3 separate regions of the Mus musculus genome follow, and regions 2 and 3 are each linked to region 1. A link is a loop called in an ENCODE intact Hi-C map of the cell type or tissue named here. Cell type or tissue: heart. All regions are shown on one strand.

Region 1 (8,000 bases):
CCAGCCACACTGCCAAGCAATCATAAGAACCAGACCAAAGCCAAGCTCCCAACCAGATGGCAGCCAGACAGCTTCCCAGCAGACAGTTAGACAGTCTCCCCTAACCGCTCAAGGCTTAGAGCCGCCATGACACTCCTCCCCACCGTGTGCAGCATGTCTGTGAGGCCCAGAGTGGTACACTCTGTCTTCCCACCTGGTATCTAAGATCTGAACAGCTGTCAGAAGACACACGATAGAGAGCCAAGGGTCATCTTTGTCCTGTTCTTAATAAATGGCCTTTTGTGATACGGCCTTTGTTTGTTTGGGTTTGTTGTTTCAGACTGTGTCTTGCTCTGCAGCCCTAACTGGTCTGATTAACCCTGTGTAGGGAGACCCGAATGCAGCCGTTTTCCTGCCTCAGCCTCCTTGAAGCTGGGATTACTAGCAGGTTCACAACTCAAGGTTTTAAAGCCTTTTAAACTGTGGTTGTAGGGGCTAGGGAGATTGCTCAGTGGTTAGAGCACCAACTGCTCTTTCCAGTGTGTAATTCCCAACACTCACACAGTGGCTCACAGCCATCTGTAACTCCCATCCCTGGAGACTCAACACTCTCTTCCAGCCTCCTTGGTACCTCACACACACGGCATGCAGACATACATGTAGGGAAAACACCCATCCACATCAAAATATTAATCTTTTTAATATGTGTCTTAATTTTGTAGGAAGCAGTAGATACGGTACCTTGGAGCAATAGAAAAATCAAATTAACTTCTTATCAGGCTATGCAGTGAGCCCGAGTGATTTCCTCTTATCTGTAACTGCTTGGTTTCTGTCTTTTTTTTTTATTTTATTGTTTATACTTTTTTTTCCATTTTTTATTAGGTATTTAGCTCATTTACATTTCCAATGGTTTCTGTCTTAAGGAAGTAAATAGTCGGTGTTTACAAAGTTAAGTGAACTCTTTTTTCACTTGGTGTTGTTTTGTACTGACTTTTCCATTTGTTTTCACAACTCACAAGTATATTATTCTTTTTTTAAGATTTATTTATTTATTTTATGTATATGAGTACAATGTAGCTGTACAGATGGTTGTGAGCCATCATGTGGTTGCTGGGAATTGAACTCAGGACCTCCACTCACTCTGGCCCCGCTTGCTCTGGCCCAAAGATTTATTATTATTTGTAAGCTCACTGTAGCTGTCTTCAGACACGCCAGAAGAGGGCATCAGATCTCATTGCAGGTGGTTGTGAGCCACCATGTGCTTTCTGGGATTTGAACTCAGGACCTTTGGAAAACCAGTCAGTGCTCTTAACCGCTGAGCCATCTCTCCAGCCCAAGTATATTAGTCCTAATAATATTATATTGATTAAACATATCATTTCTGTTTAATAATTTTTAGGTAATCTATTCTGTTTTTCTAAAATTTATTTATTTTGTGTATACATGTGTATGAGTGTGTACGTGTACAATACTTGTGTGAAAATGTCTGTGCAGGTCAGAAGAGGACATCAGGTCCCCTAAAGTCAAAATCAATTGTGAGCTATGATGTGGGTGCTGGGAACTGAACCTGGGTCCTCTGGAAGAGCAACCAATGCCCTTAACAACTGAGCCATCTCTCCAGCCCCTGTATCTTTGTGTTGACTTATTTCTCCAAGAAATGGTCTCTAGTGTGTCACCAGACTAGAGGCTGTGGTGTTTTGAGGCTCGTAACACTTCACTGTGCTGTTTTCCAGAAATATTTGTACTAATTTATGCCAGTTTGGGAACATAAACTTCTCAAAAGCCTTACCAGACATTGATTTTTTTAAAGATGATTTTACCAGCATAACTTGCATTTCATAACTTGGTGGTGCTTGTCCTGGTGATCCTTATGGGGACTAAGTCTTTCCCCAAGGGTTTTGTTTACATTGATGCTTTATGAACAAGGCCCCTAGTTCTTCAACCACAGATATTGCAGAGCTGATCCTGCCCTGTGGGTTTGAGTCTGTCCCCTTGGTCTTCTAGATCTATGTGTCACTAACATTCCTCCCCTAAGTCACATTGACAAGAGAAGGTTTTGCTCAGTGGACACAGCTCCGATTCGGGCGGAAGATCATCAATACAGCCTCGGTTCCTGGCGCCCTGTTTTCTGGTAGCTGCACAGTCTAATACTCTCATAAATTTTCCTGTAAGCTGCCTGATTTTTAGACTCCAAGCTCTCTAATGAACTGGATTCCCAATTTGTCAAATATACCTACCGATTATTCAATGTTGTGCTCTGCTGTGCTCTGCTGTGCACAAAAGAAAAAGAAGTGCCATGCTTGTGCCTGCCTTTCGGCCCATTTCTGATCTATACTTGGCTTTTAGTTAAAGGAACATTTCAACACTCTCACCTCCAAGCATCTTACAGCTGCAGGAAAGAGACAACACTGAAGTCCGGGATAACCGTGCCACAGGGTAGGAATCCACAAAAAAATCCCAGTTAAGTTCAATATTTAAAATGTAAACAAAACAATATTTGAATCATGTTACCAAACAGACACAAGGTCAGCTTAATTAACTGAAAAGAATATGCAGGATCTAGACTTTTGCAGGCATCTGTCCAAATGAGAAAACCATAGCACAGGAGAGATCAGACAAGAACCACTGGGGGAGTGGTGGAGAGATGACTCAGTGGTTAAGAGCATTAACTGCTCTGTCAGAGGTCATGAGTTCCCAGCAACCACATGGTGGCTCACAACCATCTGTAATGGGATCCGATGCCCTCTTCTGGTGTGCCTGAAGACAGCTACAGTGTACTCATATAAATAAAATAAATAAATCCTTTTTAAAAAGAAGGAGGAGGAGGAAGAGAAGAAAGAGGAGGAGGAAGAGGAGGAGGAGGAAGAGGAGGAGGAGAAGAGGAAGAGGAGGAGGAAGAGGAAGAGAAGAAGCCAGTGTCACGTGGATGACACCGTAAGAGATGACCCAAAAAGCTAGGTGGGGAGTCCGAGTCCTGGAATCCCAGCCCTAGGGAGCAGAAATATCATGAATTAAAGACCATCCTGGGCTACATGGCAAGTTTGAAGCTAGACTGTGCAACATATCTCAAAAACAAACCAAAGATCCACACCTTAAAAAAAAAGTTTTCACAGAAAGCAAACAGTTACTATTTCTTTACATTTTTCAGTGTAGGGTGTGTGTGTGTGTGTGTGTGTGTGTGTGTGTGTGTGTGTGTGTGTGTCCGTGTGCTCATGTGTGGAACCAGAGGACACCTTACTGGAATCAGTTCTCTCTTTCCACGATGTAGATGTCCGGGATTGCACGCAGACAGACCCCCAGGCTTGGTGGCAAGCATCTTTACCCACTGAGCCATCTTGTTGGCGCTGTTATTATTATTTCCCAGATCCCCCACCACACCCTTCTATGAGAAGGGTCCCCAGTTGGGAAGAAGTCATTCTGGCATCCTCCTTCCTTTCTCATCTCCTGTTTACTCACCAGCCACATAGCTAAGCCACTCACCCACCACTTTCACAGTTCCTAGCCACGGTAGTGTCTGGAGTGGCTATACACGGATGCAAAAGACCTATGCCACAGTTACATACCCACAGCAAGGAGGGGAATTCCTCTGTTGTAATAGAAACAACTAGATTTCAGTTCTGAGTTCTAGATTCTAAATTATGATTACTACTCTCACTACCATTTGCACGTGTTGACCGCTTGGACTATGACATGACCCACCAACACCATTGCTCCATTTTACAGATGTGAAGTTTCCCCATGATCCCTAAGCTAGCAATAACAGAATTGAAGATTAACACTGCAAACTGCCTCATATCCCTGAGTATTTTAATTATTTGCAGAAACTGGAATCTTCCCCCGTGGCTTTGCAATTGTTAACTAAACTACATTTTTAAAGAAAATTTAATTCCATCTCTGCTAGATATTTGCTAACTACCGCAAGGACAAATGCAAAAGGGTACAAACAAATGTCACCAAAAAGCTATTCTGTTCATTGCTGATTTTTTTACACATATAAAAGATGTTTGTTTGTTCGTTCGTTTGTTTGTTTTTGACACTGCTAAGATATTTGAAGTCACAGCCGAGATGGCTGTAGGGCTGTCTGGGGGAGAATTGGAGAGTGGAAACGCCAACCTGGAAGTCAAGAGGATTTTAGCCCAGTTTCCAACAGTCACCTCTCCAGACCACAGGTACATCATGGGGAAGAAGAAATCAGCGAATGGCATAGTTTTGAAGAGCCTTTCTTGTTTTAGTTATCTAGCAATTCGTGAAGTTGGTAGCATTGCACTGGTGCCAGAGGTGTGGGCACAGCGCCGCCTACTGGCAGTCTCTTTGTACTGCCCTTCAAGGAGGTCCCGGTGAGATAGATCAGCGCACCAGCCAGCAGGTGGTGATCAACCTTCGCATTTTGCTACGTTGGGGGAGGGGGAGACGATGGGGGAAGGGCTGGCTGGATTCATACACGCTAAGATTTTAAAGAGACCCAAGGGATTACAGAGGAACTTAGGAACGTGGTCAGAAAAAAAACACAATGAAGTAAAAATTTTAATATAAGACATTTTCTCCTTCTTCTCTTCCTCTTCCTCCCCCCTCCTCCCCTGCCCTCTCTCTCCCCCTTCTCCTTCCTCCCTTTCTGTCCACCTCCTTCTCCCCCTCCCCTTCTCCCCTTCTCCTCAGTCCCTTCCTGTCCCCCTCCCCCTCCCCTCCCCCACCCCATCACGTCTTCCTAAATCCTGCCCTCCACCCTGATCACTGCCAAGTATCTCATCTTGTCACTTGCTTTCCCCATAAACACAAAGCTATAGGAAAGGGTTGAGCAGGTGACAGGGAAGCCAGCATGGATCACTAAACAATGAGACGCTGTGAGAAAGACAGGTGTTCAACCCTGTCCCTAAAAGTCAAAAGCACCCAGCTTTACGCCTTGTGAAGGATGGCGGCTATACGGGAAGCCATCGGCCAAACCATAGAACCACAAGGAATGGTCTCCCCATGTTTTGAAGCCACCACATTTGGGGTGTAAGAAGCCATGGAGAGCTGAAACACTCCCTGCCTTGCATGTTTCTCCATTGCTTCAGTGACTGAGGTGTAGGAAGAGGATTCGGCTTCCATTTCTGTGAGGCACTGATACCACAGCTATCAGAAACAAAATTCTCAAAGGATAGAACTCAGCCACCACTCACGGCTGCCAAATACAGATCAAGAGTGGGAAAAGTCAGAGTGTACGTGGGGCAGTCAATAGAGAGCCACCAATGCGCTGCAGGTCCCCTCTTCTCTTCTCACCACAAGGGATACGGGCAAAGGCTGAGTCTTCTTTATCTCAAGCCTAAGGAGAGAGCTCATATTTTCAGCTCCCGTGGAAAGCTTTAAAATATTTTCAACAAAGTAGAGGGGCAGCAGACAACAGATCTCAGAGTCATTCCTGAGACACTTGGGGTAACAGCAAAGCATTCAGGGATCTGTCTGTTTTTCTGGGTTTTCTAGAGTGCTGTGTGCTTGTCTTAGTTTGTGTTTTACTGAAGTGAACAGACACCATGACCAAGGCAACTCTTATAAGGACATTTAATTGGGGCTGGCTTAGAGGTTCAGTCCATTATCATCAAGGCAGGATCATGGCAGCATCCAGGCAGGCATGGTGCAGGAGGAGCTGAGAGTTCTACATCTTCATCTTGGCATCCAGGAAGCTAGGACAAGTGTATTAAAGCCCACAGAGACACACCTACTCCAGCAAGGCCACACCTTCTAATAGTGCCACTCCCTAGGCCGAGGATGTTCAAACTAAGACCATGCTCCATGGACCAAACATGGCACTCAGGAAAGTAAGCTGGTGAGCAGTCAGACTGTTTCCTGCCTCAGGACCCTTGAGAAGGGCAGAGAGGAACCAGTAGCAAGCAGCTGCAAGAGATCATTGGTTGTTCTTGCAGAGAGGACTAGAGTTCAATTCTGAGCCCCCCTTGACGGCTCACATCTGTCTGTAACTCCAGCCCCAGGAGATCGGATCCTCTCTTATGACCTCTGAATGTAAGCAAAACCTACAAAGGGCATAGGTCAGTGCCTGGTTGGAGAGAAGTGCTAGTTCTCAATTTTAAAGAAGGAATCACTTTATGAAACGCTCACCTGTAAACCAAAGTACTGAATCCAGATCCTGTGGCAGCTGCAGTCAGACACAGTAAGGAAGACACGAGGAAAGTTAGGGCTAGGATGGCCTATATTGTCTGTGAGGTAGAAAACTACGAAAGCAGAGCTGACTAATAAAATGAGGGCCAGAGGGAAGAGGCCTAAAGACACCCCAGGAATCCCCGTCCCAGCACCCTCTGCCTGAGGCCCCGCCCAGAGTCCTCTGGCTGAGGCATCCTGGTGTCAATGCTCTGTGTCTTTCCTGGAAAGACACCTCGTCCTCTGATGTACACTTTATGTTGTCATTTCTTGCTCGCTCCTTCCTTCCTTCCTTCCTTCCTTCCTTCCTTCCTTCCTTCCTTCCCTCCCTCCCTTCCTTCTTTGGGCTTTCTTCTTAACCCGCCATGATATGTCTTTGGTCTGCTAGTCTTATTTAAACTTTCTCTTCACATCAGTCAGTGTCTCATCTTAATTTTTGTCAACTGTATCAGCTACATCAGTGGATTATTCCACCCCACACCACAACGCTGTCATATTCTTTTGTTTTCCACAGTAATCTGGAATAATAGAAAGCGATTGCTAAAGTAGAGGCAAGCCTCTAAAATGTCTTCGAGACACTTGGAAACGTTGACATAGAGTAAGTGAGGAGAGTTAATAGATCTCAGAAGAGACAGCATAATTCACATAAAAACTGAATACTTGGTATGCCCAACTCTGCGTAATGAGGAACCATTGGTTCAGAACATCCTGGGGCTGGTTCTCTTTCTAACTGGAGGAGACTGATGTCAGAAGTTAAGGGATTGCTGCATGTCACAGCTAATATGTGATGTCATAGCTGACATGTGATGTCACAGATGATATGTGATATCACAGCTGATGTGTGATGCCACAGCAGATATGTGATGTCACAGTAGAAATGTGACATCACAGCTGATATGTGATGTCACAGCTAATATCTGATGTTACAGCTGACATGTGATATCACAGCTGATATGTGATATCACAGCAGATATGTGATGTTGCAGATGATATATGATGTCACAGCAGATATGTGATGTCACAGAAGAACTGTGATGTCACAGTAGAAATGTGATATGTGATGTTGCAGATGATATATGATGTCACAGCTGATATGTGATATCACAGCTGATATGTGATATCATAGCTAATATGTGATATTGCAGCTGACATGTGATGTCACAGCAGATATGCAATGTCACAGCTGACATGTGATGTCACAGGTAATATGGGGAAAGCAGTGTTCAGAAGCAGATCCCCTGACTCCAGAGTTCACAGCTTCCTCTTGCACTGCTACAAGCGTTCTAGATCTAACTCCACCAGGTCTAAGTTCCAACTGCATCACTTACTAAATTCTTCACTAAAAACTTCATTAGCTTCCTCTTAAGTAAAGTAGGAGTCATGGCAATAGCTTGATCACAGGTTTGTGAGGCAGTTAAATGAGTGTCTATTCAAGTATGTAGCACTGTAAGCCGCTGTATTGTATCAGATAGATGCCCGCTCTCATTACTGTGCCTGACCCAGGACGTTTTCTGATAACTGTGACCATTCTGACAACCGATAATCAGCAGTGCATAAGCTGCCACCACAGCATCTTTGCTTCTTTCTCTTCTAAGGTGTTTCGTTCACACCTTGCCCCTCATCAGCACCAGGGTGAAACAAGAGGACCAAGGTGTGGGGGAGCAGAGGAGCTGAGACACAACCCCACGGAGAGGCTGCGGGTTAGGAGGGGAAAGAAACTGCCCAGTCTTTCAGACCACAGTTGAGATAGCTTTGAGAAAACAAATTTAATATATTGGGGAAAGCAGGAAGATTATCGCCGGGGGGGAAAATAAATTACTTGGGGATTTGAATGGAGCTTTTGTGCATGTTGTTGTGTGAAGGGGTATCCCCTTAGACACGCAGGGATT
Region 2 (8,000 bases), 390 kb before region 1:
GCTCAGAGCACGTGGAACATTGCCACAGCTCCCACTGCAACTGTATATAAAGTCAGATGGTGTGGCCTGAAGATTGTCACTCTCTGCATTGACAGTTGAGAGTTCAGCTAGGAGAGAAAAGCATTTAGTGATTTCACTGAGTATTCGCCACATTTTTCCTCCTTGCCCAACTTCACCACCCTCTGAAAAGAAGGCAACACAAAACCGCTACCCAGGTCATTTGCACCAGTATTTCTGAGAGATGCAATGCTAAGTACAATTGTTGGGATTCTGTTTTGAGGTGTTGGAATATCTTATAACTTTTATTTGATGGGAAGGCAGGTTAGCATTATTTTGTAATTTTTGAGTAGATTTTGAAGACAAGGACAGGAGAGAAAAATGATAGCAAAACCTAGAAAATGTCACAGGTCTCAGATTTCCTTGTCCACACAGGGAAGTACCTGTTCTCAGTTTGTGTGATTGGATGTAACAGTGGAAGAAGGAAGTACCTACTATGTGACTCTCTGGTTTCTGCTAGCCTGTGCCACACACAGTGTTGATAAGTACCATGTCTTATAGCAGAAAGGATAACCTGCCACCAGAATGCCAGCAGTGCCTCAAGTTTCTGCCATGCTTTGCTTCAATAGAACATTTACTCTGTTGTTCTGCACTTGGAGTTAGCCATACAAGTTACATATTTCCATTCATTTCCCCAGGTTAGTGATATTTTTACAAGAATTCCTTTGATGTCACAAGAACATTTTTTTCCTTCAAATGCACTTGCTACAGATTTTCAACAAATACTAGCACAGCACATGGTATGTACCTCAACTTGTATCATAAGCTCATCAACACAACTGTAGAGTCGGTCTTAAGAGTGGGAGGGAAGGGTGAGACCTGTGTGTGAGGAGCTAAGGCTCACAGTGGGGGTGTCCCAGAGCATCAGAGAACAGGCGTGGTGTGCCGCCGCCGCATCATTCACGTTCTTATATGCAGCCATTTCAGAGGGAAGGAATAAATACAAATATACGAATTGCTTATTTTAGTTTAAAAGTAAAAAGATAAACCAAAAACATTTAACTGGCTGCCTGTATGGGACTGGGGAAGCAAAGAAGGGCTGAGCTGAGGCTAGAGAGATGGCTCAGTGGTTAAAAGCACTAACTGTTCTTCCAGAGGTCCTCAGTTCAATTCCCTGCAACCATATGGTAGCTTATAACCATCTGTAATGGGATCCAATACCCTCTTCTGGTATGTCTGAAGACAGCTACAGTGTACTCATATACATAAAATAAATAAATTTAAAAAAAAAAGAAGGGCTGAGCTGTCAGAGAGAGACACTAGTTATCTGTATAAAACCTGGGTTGAAAATTTGACTTTTAAACCATGTAATTGTTTTGTATAATTAGAAAATACTGTTAAATTAGAATTTAGAACTAGTCCTTATTAGATGAAATAAGATGTCACTAAAGGGCAAACACTCTGTAATTCTGTTTATATGAAGTACCAAGAATAATTAACTTGCTCTAGATGGAAAGTGGAGTATAGCTCCAAAAGATGCAGAGAGGGGAGTGGGCGGCTGGAGTTGATCTGGAGGCTAATGTCCACTACATAACTTCTGTGGATTGCCCTGGTTGTTTGTATTTTGATGTTAATTCTGGTTAAGTTTTGGAAGCTGTGTTTTGTGCTTCTATATTTTCAGGTAATTTCTAACAGAGTTGAAGACTGGTTGTAGTCTCATAGCCAACTCAAGCTGTTTAGTATCGAGAGAGATGATATAGATTTGAAAGGATGGTTTTCAGATGGTATACAAGCTAAAACCAAGAAATAATTCAAATATAAAATTGTAAGCCTTTTAAGTTAAGATAGATGGTAGGGTGTTTTATCTAATTTGACAAAATTGATGGACTGGGTGTTAAGTGTATCTTTATAAATTACATAATTGTAATAGTTGTGCTCACTAAATATCTGAGAGAAAAGAGCCTTTTAATTAAACAAAAAGGGAGAAATCTTGTGGATTGTCCTGGTGCTGTTTGTATTTTGATGCTAATTCTGCTTCCTCAAGAGGACCTGCCCTAACAAGGAGTGGATCAAGGATGTACTCGGGTGATTTCAGTGAACCTCCTCCCTATTTTAACTGGTCAAATAAAGACTAGAGCCTGTGATTGGGCAGTGGAAGGGAAAGGTGGGACTGGAGGGTTTAGAGAGGGAGAGAAAGGAAGGAGGACAGACAGAGGAGGAGAAATGAAGATGGAGGAAGAGAAGGTGGAAGATGGAGCAGAACCACATGGCCTGGAAAAGCCACAGGTAGCAAGGGATCTCACAGCTGGGGAATAGAGCAGATCTGCCCAATCTAGGTGTGAGCTTATAAATATTATAACTGAGTTGTTTGTTCTGTGCATGGGCTTATTGAGGCTGGGGATTTACTTCAACACATAACAATGAAATGCACTAGTGCCACCAAATTACACACTTGACATTGTTACAGTGGTAAAGTTTTATGTCAAAATATGTGTCAAATAGTCTGAAGCAGTCATTTGAGTGTCCATTTCTAGTGGTATTACAGCCTAATGAAGGAGACCTGAAAGTACATTTTAAGACATTTATTTCCAAGAGTCACCCTGTTTACTAATAATACTGGTATTGCTATTCTGAAACTGGTTTATATAGATATGTTAATTTGATTAAGAGTCAAGAATCTTAGCTATAAATATTCTTAGTTATAAAGAGAAAAATCAAAGAAACCAAGGGAAATCATCCAAGTCTCCAAAGACAAAGAAGTTTCAGTCTGTGCCTATCCACTTAATAAAACAAAGTGAGACACAGTGACCAACTCAACAGGAGTGAGCACATAAGTGAGAGATTATAGTCTCTAACTGTCACCCACCGAATGCAGTCAGGATGATCTTAGTGTAGGACAGAGGACACATAAACCAGAGCATGTTATCATGCCTGCAACAGCGAAGCAGTCAAAACCAGCCAAAGTCAGGAGCCAGCTGCCACTAGTCAATAATAGAATAATTCACGCACTGGAGACAACATAAGTATGTTCAGTTCCAGGATTCCTAGATGGTACCAAAGTGGGCACCTCTCACCAGCCAGCTTTGGAAGACAGGAGCACTGTCTCTCATTGGCCTAAAAGCTTAAAGGCAGGACAGGGGCAAGCACTCACTTTGACTTTCTATATGGCCTCTACCTCAAAGGAAGCAAACGGAAGCAATTTGAATGGGTCAAATTGTATTTTTCCTTTTTCTTGTTTTTTTTTTTGGTGGGTAGGAGTTAGTTTGTTTGCATTGTTTGAGACAGGGTCTTGCTCTGTAACCTAGGCTGTCCTCAGACTTGTGGCAGGCGGTGCTCTTGCCTTGTCACACACACTAAGATCACACACATGAGCCAACATGCGCAGCTAAATTAGCTATGCTACGTTTTTCTTCCTGGATCTATTCCAGCTAGTTAATGATGGAGTGCTGATACTGTCTTACCATCCTTAACAAAATAATAAACCTATATAATTATTATTAGCACTAAATGTCTGGAGCCCCGCCCCAGCCTGAGCAGTTACAGAGTTGTGGCCTCTATCAGAGGATCGATCGGTCAGTTTTGTTTCTTTCTTTAAGGGTGTGGCTCCTGTTGGGTGGAGCGATCCAGGTAAATGGTCACACAGCCATGGTCAGCCAGACTGGACTAGTGGGTTAGAAAATAGAGAACATGAAGCTTGCTGAGTGAGGACATAGAAGTTATATATGAGAGGAATAGAGAGTAAACACAGTCAAAATATTGTGGATGGAATTCTCAAAGAATTAATAAAAACATTCTGTTTAAGAAATGATCAGAAACAAGGAAAAAGCTGATTAGGAACTTAATCATTTAAAAGATGCGTCTGAAATACCCAACCCCACCGGTTTTTGCATTGTTTTTTGTTTTTTGTTTTTGCTTTTTAACAGTTATTTCATTTCTTTTTATTTATGATATGAGTCTGTACCTATGAACGCACATGAATGCAATGCCCATGGAGACCAGAAGAGGGCACTGGATCCCATGATCTGGAATGTGAGGCAGTTGGGAGCTGCCCAGTGTAGATGCTGGGATCAAAGCAGAGGTCTACAGCAGCAGCAAGCACTAACCCAACAACTGGGCCATCTCTCCAGACCCCCCATTTCTTTTACTTGGAACAGATCACAAATGTCTTTGTCACCATTGCTCAGGGGGAAATGCTGATCTCCGTATCATTCCAGTTTAGTGTGTGCTGCCAAAGCAGATGTCTCGGTGGTCCTTCCTAAGTTTAAAGAAGAGACCATCAGCTGGCGTGGTGGCGCACGCCTTTGATCCCAGCACTTGGGAGGCAGAGGCAGACGGATTTCTGAGTTTGAGACCAACCTGGTCTACAGAGTGAGTTCCAGGACAGCCAGGGCTACACAGAGAAACCCTGTCTTTAAAAAAGAAGAAGAAGAAGAAGAGACCATCAGCCTGGAATGATTGGTGCGGGCCTTTAATCCCAGCACTCTGGAGGCAGAGGCCAGCCTGGGGAGCGAGGAGGGAGGGAATATCACCATTCTGATAGGACAGAAGCGCACAGCACACATCTGAACACTCTCGGAAACACCAAGCCTGACCCTGAAGCAGTTCCACATCCATTTCTAATTCCCTGGAAACAGAGCGGTTGACATGCTCAGTTAAATACATTTAAGTGTGGGTAACAAAGGTAAGATAGGATAGCCATGACAGGTAGCACAGCATAGAAAAGAACCCATAGACTAAATGAAGCTGAAGAGATGCGTCCATCCAATCCAACATGCACCTGTGGACGCTGGCATCACAGGAGAAGAACCATGGCTCGCTTTTGAGACGTTTGTCTGAAACGGAGATATTAGGTAAATGACAATGGTGCCGTGGTTCTGTTTTCTGGGAAACGAGACTATGTCTTATAGAGAGTAAAACTGTAAAGCCTGCCCTCTCAGGCTGAAGCACAGCAGCAGCTCCGGGAGGTGCAGCAGAGGTGAGACGAGTTTGGTCACATGTGTGCACTGCTGAAACTACAAAATATATATTTAAAAAAGAAAAAAAAAACTTTTATTTCAGCTTTTGAATGGCCAGACCCTTATTTTTATGCTCTCAAGTCACCCTTTAAAAGATCTCCTCTGCTCATTTTAATATGTTTGTCAGTTCTTTGAACAGTTCCATACATGAATTCAGTGTCTTTTGATTATATTCCTCCCCCACCCCATCCCATAATTCCTCTCTCATCAGCCTCTGCCACCCTCAACTTCACTCTCAACTCCACCTTCATACAAAAGGTATTATCGTTTTGTCTTGTGGGCATTTGATCTCATCTTTTTAATAAGTTGTTCTCACGTAGCTGCCCTGTCCAGTGCCCCACTCACCTCTGCTTCCCAACACTGGAGCAGGGACGGGGTGGGGGGCATAGCCAGTGCAAGGGGCAGGGAAGAAAACAGGAGACATGCAAACTGGGAGGGAGAGCTAAAATTTTTGCATCTTTGTTTGCAGGTTACATGATTGTGCAAGAAATCAAAAAGAATTAGCCAAAATATCCTTGGACCTAAAAGCATTTATAGCAAGGTTACAAAACACTAAAAAGTCAGCTAGAAACAAGCAAGTGGAGTTAAATTTAAGAACAACATCACTTACATTTGCACCCAAAATTTAAATGCTTTTATAAAATTTAACAAAGTATAAAAAATCCTATACAAAATTTTTAAATGAAAGAAATTTAGCAATTACGCAGAGAGAAACTCTGTATTTAAAAAAAAATGAGGCTGGTGAGATGGCTCAGCAGGTAAGAGCACTGACCGCTCTTCCAGAGTCCTTAGTTCAATTCCCAGCAACTACATGGTGGCTCACAACCATCTGTAGTGAGACCTGATGCCCTCTTCTGGTGTGTCTGAAGACAGCGACAGTGTACTTACATACATACAATAAATAAACAAATCTTTTTAAAAACAAAAGAACAAAACCTAGTAAGTAGACATGTTTATAACCACAGCTCCGGAGGAGCCAACACCCCCTTCTGGCCTCCACAAGTGATGTATCAGCTTGGCTTTGGAAACCTGACTGGAGGATGAAGGAAAGAAGAAAGGACAGACACACAGATGGGCTTACAGAAAAGCTGGGATCAGGTGGGCCATACTCTCTGGATGGAGTGCCACTAACTAAACACAGCCCAGAACCTCAGTGAGGTTACAAGGAGGAGGAGGTGGAGGAAGAGGAAGAGATGGCTAATCTCAGGAGGAGGTGTCTGTAGGGGGCTGTGTTAGGCTGTAAACATAAGGAAGAGGAAGCTGCAGTATTTACACAGTGGTCCACCTCCTGTAAATACTCACACTTGGACCAGAGGAAGGCTTTGCTGGTTCCCTGGGGTCTGATGCTTCCTCTGCACCTTACACATTCTCTCAAGGCCTCCCCTGCTCCCCACACGGGCATGCACACACTTGCACATAATCTGCAGGCACACACATACACATAAATGTTTTAAGGCAGCTGGAGAGGTAGCTCAGAGGTGGCTTATGCAGAGGACTTGGGTTCAGTTCCCACCACCACATAGTGGCTTACAACTGTCAGTAACTCTGGTTCCAAAGGATCCTGCACACTCTTCTCATCTCCATGGACACTAGGCATTTGTATGGTACACATACAGCCAAAATACGCAAAATGTGCATACTCATAAAATAATATAAACAAATATTTAAAATAAAATAATAATAGATGTATCTTCAAAATATAAAAAGAGCTCTTAGCAATAAGAAGCAACTAAATGAAGATGAGCAGAAAATATTCAGCAGTCACCTGAACAAAAAACGTGACGCCATGGAAGCCTTCTACTCTGCAGCCCATACTTCATTAATAAGTTGCAAACTACAAAGGAAACACTACTAGACAATTACTAAAAGAACTTTTAAATATTGACATCACCAAATGCCAGCAAAGATGTGGAGCAATGGAAGCAGGCTGGTGGAATGCAAGTACAGCCATGTGGATACAAAGTTTGGCTGTTCCTTAAAAAAACTAAACATTCAAGGCCTGGAGAGATGGCTCAGTGGTTAGGGGCACTAGCTGCTCTTCCAGAGATCTGAGTTCAATTCCCGGTGTCCACATTGGGTGACTCGGAACACCTGTAACTCCACTCCAGGAGATCCAAAGCCGCCCTTTGGTCTCCAGGCACTCCTGCACACCAACCTCATACAGTCACAGAATACACATGCACGTGAGTGAAGAGACATCTTAGCCTTGAAGCTAGTGAGGTGGCTCAGCAGATAAAAGACAGCCGCCCCCAAGCCTGAGCACCTGAGTTCCATTCCCCGGGCTTTCCACCCCAGAGGAGAGATCGACCCTGGAAGTTCTCTCCTGACTTCCACGCTCGTGCTTTCGCAGCATGCTCTCCCTAAGAAACTAATCAATAAGTATAATTTAAAAAAATAAACAACTCTTCCTGACATTTTACCAAATAACTTGAAAGTATCACTACACCAAAACCTATATGTGGATGTTTCTGACAGTTCTCTTTATGATTGCATACATTGGAAACAAGATGCCCTTCAGCAGACGACTGGAAAAACACTCCATGGAACATCCAAACAGGGTGCTGTTGTTCACATGTGAGCTATCTAGCCACAGGAGAGCCATGTAAGGACTCCCTCGTCACATGGCAGACTAGAGACTGGTTCTGTGTGAGCCAGTGGAGAGGAGAGTCCAAATGGGGAAAGATGGGCTTCAGCCCAAAGAAAGTTATAAAGAACAAAAATCCAAAAAGGAAGTCGGAGATACCAGAAAGGAACAGAAAATACAGGACACAGAGAAGGTAAGCTGGGTAAGACTGGTGGTCATGAGAGCCCACGGCCTCACCAGCCTTTGTTCCAGCTGTGGGCTGTAGAGGCAGGCAGAACCCTGGCAGGAGTTAGCAGCAGAGCATTCCCACTTGGTCACACTGTGTGCTTCATGAAACAGCGTCTGTGGGACACCTTGTGAGCAAATCGATTGTTTAAAGTGAGCTTCCATGAGGGCCTAGGACA
Region 3 (8,000 bases), 160 kb before region 1:
TGTGAGAGGAAGGGTACAGGCAGGCATGGCCATAAGCCTTCCTCCCTTTCTCCAAATATCTCCCCCCTGGCTTGCAAACTTAGCTAGAGCAGAAGCCAACGTAGATTGACTGATGGGCCACAGTGTGCACAAGGGCAGATAATGCTCTTCTGTGAGCGCCCACCAGAACACTGTCCCCAACAACTTGGACCGATGACTATGTTTGTGAGTGGCAGAGACAGAGAGTTAAAAAGCCAAGTGTTTTTAGAGTAGACAAGAACTCTAGCATGCATGCAAGCGCCTTTCTATAAAACACGATTCCTGAGTTAAGTCCTGGCAGCATAATGCAATTTTCTACTTCTTCCTAATTAAGGGATAATTGCCATCAGATGTATCCCTATCAGAAATGAGTGGTGGGAATTCAGAGATGCATCGACCAACATGGTAGCCACTATCTCTATGTGGCAATTTAAGTTAATTAAAGTTAAATAAAATTTAAAATCTGTTCCACAGTTGTACTGGCCACGTTTCAACAGCCTCATGTTAAAGTTTATGGTTATCATATAAGACAGATTTATAGATTATTCCCATCAGTGTAGAAAGTTATACTTGGTAATACTGAGCTACAAGAGAATATATATATATATATATATATATATATATATATATATATATATATATATATATATATATATATATATATATACTGTCCTGTCTGAAATCCCTCTCAGTTAAGTATTTCCACTCTGGGCTGAGAGAGGCTCAGCCTATAAAGTGCTTGGCATGTAAACGTTAGGACCTGAGTTACCCGTGTTAAATGCTAAGCATGGTGTTGGGTGCCTATAACCCCAGGCTTTGGTAGGGGAGGGAGGCAGGTAGACCTCTTGAAACTCCTTGGGCCAGCCTGACTGAATAAATCAGCTCACTGAGAGGCTCTACTTCAAAAAGTAAAAGTGGAGAGAGCTGAAGGGAAGAAGTGTTGACCTCAGGCCTCCACTCGTGCATGCATGTGCACATGTGTGCACACCACACTCATATATACCCAACACATACAACGGCATAGTAATGATAGGCGCCTGGGCCTGGCAAGGTCAACCTTATTACTACTGAGTCCCAAGTCTGATGCTACAGGTTCCTCCAGGAACAGGAAGACTGGCAGATAAAACTTTATCTTCTCCGCATCCTTTGGCTTAATAGGCCCCAGAAATGATCCTGATGTACAGAGATACAAAGGACTAAGACTGTGGGGCCAGATACCCTTCGCTCCCTCAGGTCTCCAGAATGTTGCTCACCTGACCATGAACCAAAGAGGTACTGGCCACAGGGAAACCAAGAATAGCACAACTGAACACAGAATTCTTGCAAGGTGACTGAGCAAGGTGACAGCAGGCTGTAACAAAGGCCAACTGACAGTATTGCTGTGTCCATGAAAAAACGATGACCCTTTAAAGCAACCGACCTCCCTCGAAAAGCATTGGACAAGAAACACAGATTAAGAAATCGCTATCAAGATATTATAATGCAAATTTAAGTAAACCAAACAGACTTTATTCAGTTAACCTGCAGATCGCAATAAGCATGCATTTTCCCCCCAAACTCTTTATGTTTGACCAGTGTCATAACATCTGTCAATTATTACTAATGCTAGCAAAACTTCCTTACCCTTTTATTTACTATATCCAGTTTGTCAGCTTCCAACTTGGGAGGCTTGCAAAAAACATTTAAGTAATTTGTACATCAAGGGCAAACCATTAAAATCCCCATGCTTATGCCAAGAAAATTAAATTCACACTTCTAGTTCATTAAGAGATGACAGTTGCTGGGCATGGTGGTGCGTGCCTTTAATCCCAGTACTCAGAGGCAGAGGCAGGTGGATCTCTGCGAATTCCAGGCCAGCCTGGTCTATATAGAAAGTTCCAGGACAGCCAGAGCTACATAATAGAGAGACCTTGCCTCAGGTGGGTCAGTAGTGGGGTGAGTGGGGAGGGAGGGAGGGAGACAGAGACAGAGAAAAGGTGGGGAGGAGCAGAGGGAGAGGGAGAAGGAGGCCAAGAGAGGGGGAGAGAGAGAGCTCGTGCACAGCTATGGTTACTTTGGAAGCAGGGTTTTCTCCAGGACATGTGTAAGAAAAAGTTAGGTATCTGCCCCAAGTTGAGATTGTAAAATTATTCATTTTGCATCTATTAACGTGTATGCGCCTAACGGTCTACCCTCAACACGGGACATTTTATGTGGGTCAGCTTACTAACTGCTACCATGGACTTCATACACTCACATTCGCCTACCCTTTTTATTAACTGCAGCCCAGAATGGAGTTACAGTCGTGCATTATTAAAATCTGTCTTCGATTCAAGCAGAGAATTGAAGAAGCAGAAACTAATATCGCCCTTTCGGCGGTGTTACTGTAATAGATCTAAGAAGTGCTTTATTCTGTCTTGCCTTTTAAATGCATCCGTGCATTTCGGTTCCCTATCAGGACCATGTATGTCGGAGGTCAGCCTGGGATCGCCCAGGGGGGTTGGCTGGCTTCCATTCACCTGGGCTCTGTTCTCACGTTGGCAATCACCACCCTGGCTCAGCCCTGAAAGATCTGGTCGGAAAAACCGCGACCAAAAGACCAGCAAAGTGCTTAGGGTATAATAAAGTGCCATGGGGGTCAGGGGTGGACAGAGAGGGATGAATGGAGGGCGGGTGGGGAGGAAGGAACATGAATTTCAACTGGGAAACCCCTTATTCCCTCTTTGATTCATTTAAGGAGGGGGAAAACCACTCAGCGAAGGCTCTCTCCATAACCCAAGAATGTCGACTTTTGAAAATTATTATGACCGTGGATAACCATAGCGCCTCGTGCACCGCGACCCGTACCCCACCCCCGCACTCCCCCTGGTTAAGCCCGAAATCCTGGATTCTTCCCAGGAACGCGCGCCCAGTAGGGCGGCCGCGGGGCTGCGCTCAGGGCACCGCAAGTTAGCGCCGGGGCCGGCAGGCTGGGCTCCGCCGCTCCTCCCCGGACCCCACCCGCGGTGGTGGGACACCTGTCACTGGGCGGGGCGGGGGGCCGCAGGCGACACTGCGGCGGCGGCGAGCGGGACGGGCGCGCCGCGGAGCTGCACCGCCCGCCTCGGGCTCGGGAGTACGCGCCCGGGGGCTGGGGAGGCACCGCGGCCGCCCGGGTGGGGTCCTCGCTGGGTCGGGAGCAGGACGAGCAGGGCATCAGGGGCCAGGGGCGGATGAGGGCGCCGCGCCTACCTGCTCCGGGCGGCGGCGGCTCGCGGGCCGTGACCTGCGGCGGCAGCGGCGGCGGTGGCAGTCGCGGTGGGGAGGGCGCTTCCTTCAGGAAGGGGTGGGATCTGCCCGCCCGCCCCCTCCCGCCGCAACGCGGCCCGTCCCCGACTTACTCCGGGGTCCCCGTCGCGGGGCTTCGGGTGGACAGCAGAGCTCTGAGGTCCCGTCTTGTACCTCCCCCCCTCCCCCCCCCCGTCCCCGGTTCCCTCACCGTCACCCGGGGCTGCGGCTGCGGGCGGACGGTCCAATCGCCTCCTTCCTAAGCCAAGGTGGACGCGCTTGCCTGGCGCTCCTCACCCAACAAAAGGCAGGACGGGATCCGGGATCCTCCGCCTGCTGGTTATTTATTCCTGACCTGTTGTAACCTTCTTACCGGCTCCCTTCTGTCCACACACCAAGGACTTTGCATACAGCAGCTAAAATTCACTTTCAGGCCCACGAGCCCAGCGTAGTTCTCCACCACCCGCTGCCCTCCCGTGGTTTTCTTTCATCTTACTGAGCAGACACAGGGCTAACTTCTGACCCTGATAATGGACGGAGGACTTCAAGGCCGCTCCCCTACAGCCAAACTTGCTCATTTCCCCTGTGTGTGTGTGTGTGTGTGTGTATGTTCATAAGACACTACTCAGCATTTTAGTAGCAGCCCCACCCCAGACCCCAACTTTTGTCACTGCACTGACCCCTAAGCAGCACAGCCCAGAGTCATGTTAATCTTAAATTCTTCATTAACTTACTTGACTGGCCTGCTATGCCTGGTAGGGTCGCCTGGATCAATCCACCACACCCATCTACTTAAAACCATTGCCTCTCAAAGCACAAGTTTCTAAGTTTCTAAGCTCCCTCCTCAACTCAACCTATACAAAATCTCTGCCACTGGCTTCTAGAATGCTCTCTTCTCCATGGCGCTTGTCATTATCTACGCATGTGTTGATTTCTGGCCACTGTTCTGTTTTGACTACTAGACCGTTCGATTCTTGAGGTCTTACGGCTTTCTGTTTACCATATATTAAGGAATGGGACTTTGATTTATTCAATTAAGTTAATTCAAAAGTTAATTCTAGTATAGAACCCCCTGAAAGCACGTGCTGAGTGGTGAGGGGCGTTTTCTGAAGAGAGTTAACTTTGTTTTTTTCAGACTCTCCAGGTGGCCTGTGAGGTTAAAAATTGCTTGAGGCCCAGCCTGAGCCCCAGTCTGAGGATTATACTCCTACTTCTTGTCCCCTTATGGGATGCCCAGGCTGGCTATTAAGACTGCATTGGAACCATGAGTTAATCTGGTATGCATGGGGTGGGGGTGGGGTACCACTGATCCTTGCTGCTGCTGCTGCTGCTAAGAGTTATGAACACAACATTATTGGGAGTTTGGGGCCTGGGGTGGGAGGCGTTATTAAAACGCCAATTCGTACATTTTTATGACTACCTGACCAAGAAAGGAGAGGAAAAGAGTAAGCTGACCGTGGGAGAGTAGGTAGAGAATCCCCGAGAGTTTCTCCCGCTTCAGCCTCCCAGGCGCTGAGGTTCCAGGGGTGCTCAACCCGATCTACTTCTGTCGCTCGCTCACTTCTTTTTAAGTTGACTGGAAGAGTCCTCTAGCTAGACATTTTTTTTTCTGATTCATTCTTTTAAAAGCCATTTATTTTTAATTACGTGTCTATTAGAGTGCCTGTGCATGTGAGTGCAGCAGCCTTTGGAACCCAGAGGCATCCATAAACCCCCAGCCCCAGAACTGGAGGCATGGCGGGTTGTGATCCACCTGATATGGGTGCTGGGGACTGAACTTAGGTCGTTTTCTAGAGCAGTGCAGGCCCTTAGCGACTGAGCCTTCTCTCCAGCCCCTCTAGTTTATTCTTCTGTGTGTGTGCACATGTGCATGGGTACATGTGTACATTTGTGCGATGGGGGTTGTGCTCAGGGCTTGCTAGGCAGACACTCTACCACTGACCTACATTCACAGACTCCTGTTTTATATCATCTAGATCCAGCCAAAGTGGTTCCTTTTAATTTGCATATGAGACCCACCCATGGAACTTAAAAAGAAGCACAAAGGCCCATCCTAGCTCCCTGGAGTCAGTGTGTGTGTTTGTGTGTGTGTGTGTGTTTGCATGTGGGTGATGGTGGTGGTGGTTTGTGTGTTTGTATGTGGTGTGTGTGTGTGTTGGGCGTGGGGTGTTTGAGACAAAGTCTCATGTAGCCTCAGCTGGGCTAGAACTCACTCTGTTCTATAGCAAGGCTGGCCTTACATCCCTGCCCCCACCTCCTGAGTGGTGGGATTATTGGCAGCTTGGCATCTGTCTTTTGGAGAGGTTCATGTCATGGTCAATATTGATTGTCAACTCAAAGAATCTAGACTCATCTCCGAGACCAACTTCTGGGCATAACCTAGAGATTTTCTAGGTTAGCCTCCAGGAATGTCTGTAGGGATTATTTAGGTTAAGTTAGTTGAACTTAGGTGGCTCTGGTTTATGAACTGAATGAAAGCTGGGTGTCTCATCCATCTCTCTCTACTTCCTGACTTCGGATACAATGTGCCGTCTACCTCAGGTTTCTGCTGACACGTCTCACCACCATGGGCTCTACCCTGGAACTGTAAGGCAAAGTAAATCCATCCCTCCTTAAGCTGCTTTGCAGGTTTTTGTTTTGTTTTGTTTGCAATAAGGAGAAAACTAATACAACCCTGATGTGCAGTTGTGAGGCTTTTTCTCAGAGAATAAACATGTTTACCACCAGCAGGCTGAAGGAAGGATTGCACTTGGTAAAGCAGGGAGTTGATTGGACTTCCATACAGAGCATGAACGAGGGACGACTCCAAGAGCTAGAATCACTCAAAGACAGTTGCATTACTAGAAACAAAGCCCACCCCAGTGTGGGCAGCACAAATACTGTGCTCTGATAGAGGTAGGAGGTAGGAAAGGCTCCAGGCTGTGATGGGCACCAATGCCCAGAAATGGAGGCTGGAAACCTCTAGGTATACCCCCACTTCCTCATTTTACCTCTCCCATACCCATGAGACACCCTGAAAAGGGGAAGAGAGGTCTGAGATAAGGTCTTAATTGAGAACCCTTCTCAGTTTGGTGAACTTTCCTCTGGTTGGCTTGTATTTTCACCTATTTTGCATATATACAGCTAGCCAATTAGGACCTTCCTGAACTTATTAAAAACTCCTAGACCTTCTCTCTTCAATGGCAATCACTCTTTTAAAATAAATTTCATTATAAGAGAACTTACAAATAAACAAAAGGACCACTCACCAAAATTAACCAGACACCAAGTCTATATGAATCTATATAGTTTGAATAGGCATTCAAAGTGCAAGACATATACCTTCACATTACATTTTGCACTTTCTGTATTAAATACATTTTCTGCACGTATCCAAGGAGCGAACACAGACAGTAGACGTGACCTGTGAAAGAGGATTTTTAAGCTAATGTTTTTCTAGTTCTAATTCTGTCAGGGAGTTTTTGGTGTTGGTGGTAAACTTTCCCAGTCTCCTTGCTGCTGCTGTGACCCATCTAGAGCTTTCTCTTTCTCTTTGGTTAATAAATCCTTATTCTGCTCACTCTTCTCTGTTCCTTATCCTTATAGGTCAGGGGACAAGAAGTATGCAGAGAGGAAAACCAGCAGTGGATCCCAGGACAGAGGGTGGATCCCCCTTCGAAGTCATTACTGTTGCCTGTTATTTCTTGTATAAGGAGGGGGCCTTAGGAATCTAGCTATAGCTTTCAGAGACTTGCAAGTTTTGTTTACTTTCTGACATACAAACTTCCCACTCCCTCAAAGTTATTACCCAACAGGCACATAATAGGCTTTGGAAGCAGGCCACAGCTTGCAGTCACTCGTCCCAGCTTTCCCAGTATCGGAGGTCATAAGCACATGCCACATATGTGTGCCACCATGCCTGGTTTGTGGTTTTTAGATTTATTTTATTTATTTTATGTTATTTTATGTATATGAGTGCTTTGCCTGTATGCATGCCTGGTGTCCAAGGAAGCCAGAAGAGGATGTTGGAGCCCTTGGAACTGGAGATTCAGATGATTGTAAGCAATTATGTGAGTGTTGGAGCCTCCCCCTCCCCATCCTTTACAGAAGCAGCAAGTGCCCCTAACTCCAGCCACCTCTCCAGCCCCAGGGCATTTTGATGAAGAACCAGCTATGGTTTTTGATGTGGTTGTGAGAGTCACAGCCTTTGTGGGGGGGAAAGTTCCAGTTTATGAGAGTTCCTTCCTTGGCTCTCCGTAGCAGAGTTGACAAAGCTTGCTCTGCGCATGCTTTTCCGTTCACTCAGAGCTCCGCCCACTTTTGCTTTAGAAACCGACTTGAGTTTATGAAGACAGTAGGCTCAGTTCCAACTGCCATCAGTACTCCATCATTGCCTCCTTTGTCTCTAAAATGTCCATAGAGATCACCCCAGAGTGGAGTGAATCACAGACCTGACAGTGATGTTGACAGTGTAGAAGGATATGTTAAAAGGCTGGCTACAGAGAAGAACTCGTAGCTAAAAGCAGATTCCGTTATCATTTATGGGACTTCCGTTCTATGCTCTATGGTTCAAGAGGGCCGGAGACAAAATACACGCTTGATTGTGCTTTTATCTTTCTTTAACTGACATTCCAATCATTAAAATCTGCTGTCTGTTATGCATAGACACTAAATCTGTACGTGACTAAGTCAGGGCATTGTGGTTCATAACTTAACAGCAGTATTTATAAGGTAAAACGGGGGTAAGGGGGATTGCA

What was found. A loop is a pair of places that touch in the nucleus more often than their neighbours do. Peaks named below come from ENCODE experiments on the same cell type or tissue, not always from the same donor. Only the 100,000 strongest peaks of a DNase experiment are listed, where the experiment ranks them.
Region 2: a loop joins it to region 1, with 6 times the contacts of the local background. A loop is called at or near these places in 10 of 42 quality-filtered maps.
Region 3: it touches region 1 in a loop (2.9-fold over the local background); 6 of 42 quality-filtered maps call a loop at or near these places.

The regions. Positions count from the first base shown.
Region 1 is chr5:100,317,960-100,325,959 of GRCm38, forward strand. No RefSeq gene overlaps it. Among named protein-coding and RNA genes, the nearest start is that of Gm45913, 20 kb to the left of the region's middle. In heart, a CTCF peak has its summit at 4,270 (motif pointing left); no DNase peak of the experiment used is centred here; H3K27ac peaks cover 461 bases.
Region 2 is chr5:99,924,147-99,932,146 of GRCm38, forward strand. Vamp9 (vesicle-associated membrane protein 9) reads left to right here. Exons shown (of 6, transcript NM_001378420.1): 4 at 696-797. Among named protein-coding and RNA genes, the nearest start is that of Vamp9, 22 kb to the left of the region's middle. In heart, a CTCF peak has its summit at 3,990 (motif pointing right); no DNase peak of the experiment used is centred here.
Region 3 is chr5:100,155,991-100,163,990 of GRCm38, forward strand. It overlaps Tmem150c (transmembrane protein 150C), which reads right to left and starts at 3,291. Exons shown (of 8, transcript NM_001382851.1): 1 at 3,229-3,291. In heart, no CTCF peak of the experiment used is centred here; DNase peaks (open chromatin) are centred at 3,231 and 3,371; H3K4me3 peaks cover 1,452 bases; H3K27ac peaks cover 1,150 bases; H3K27me3 peaks cover 4,794 bases.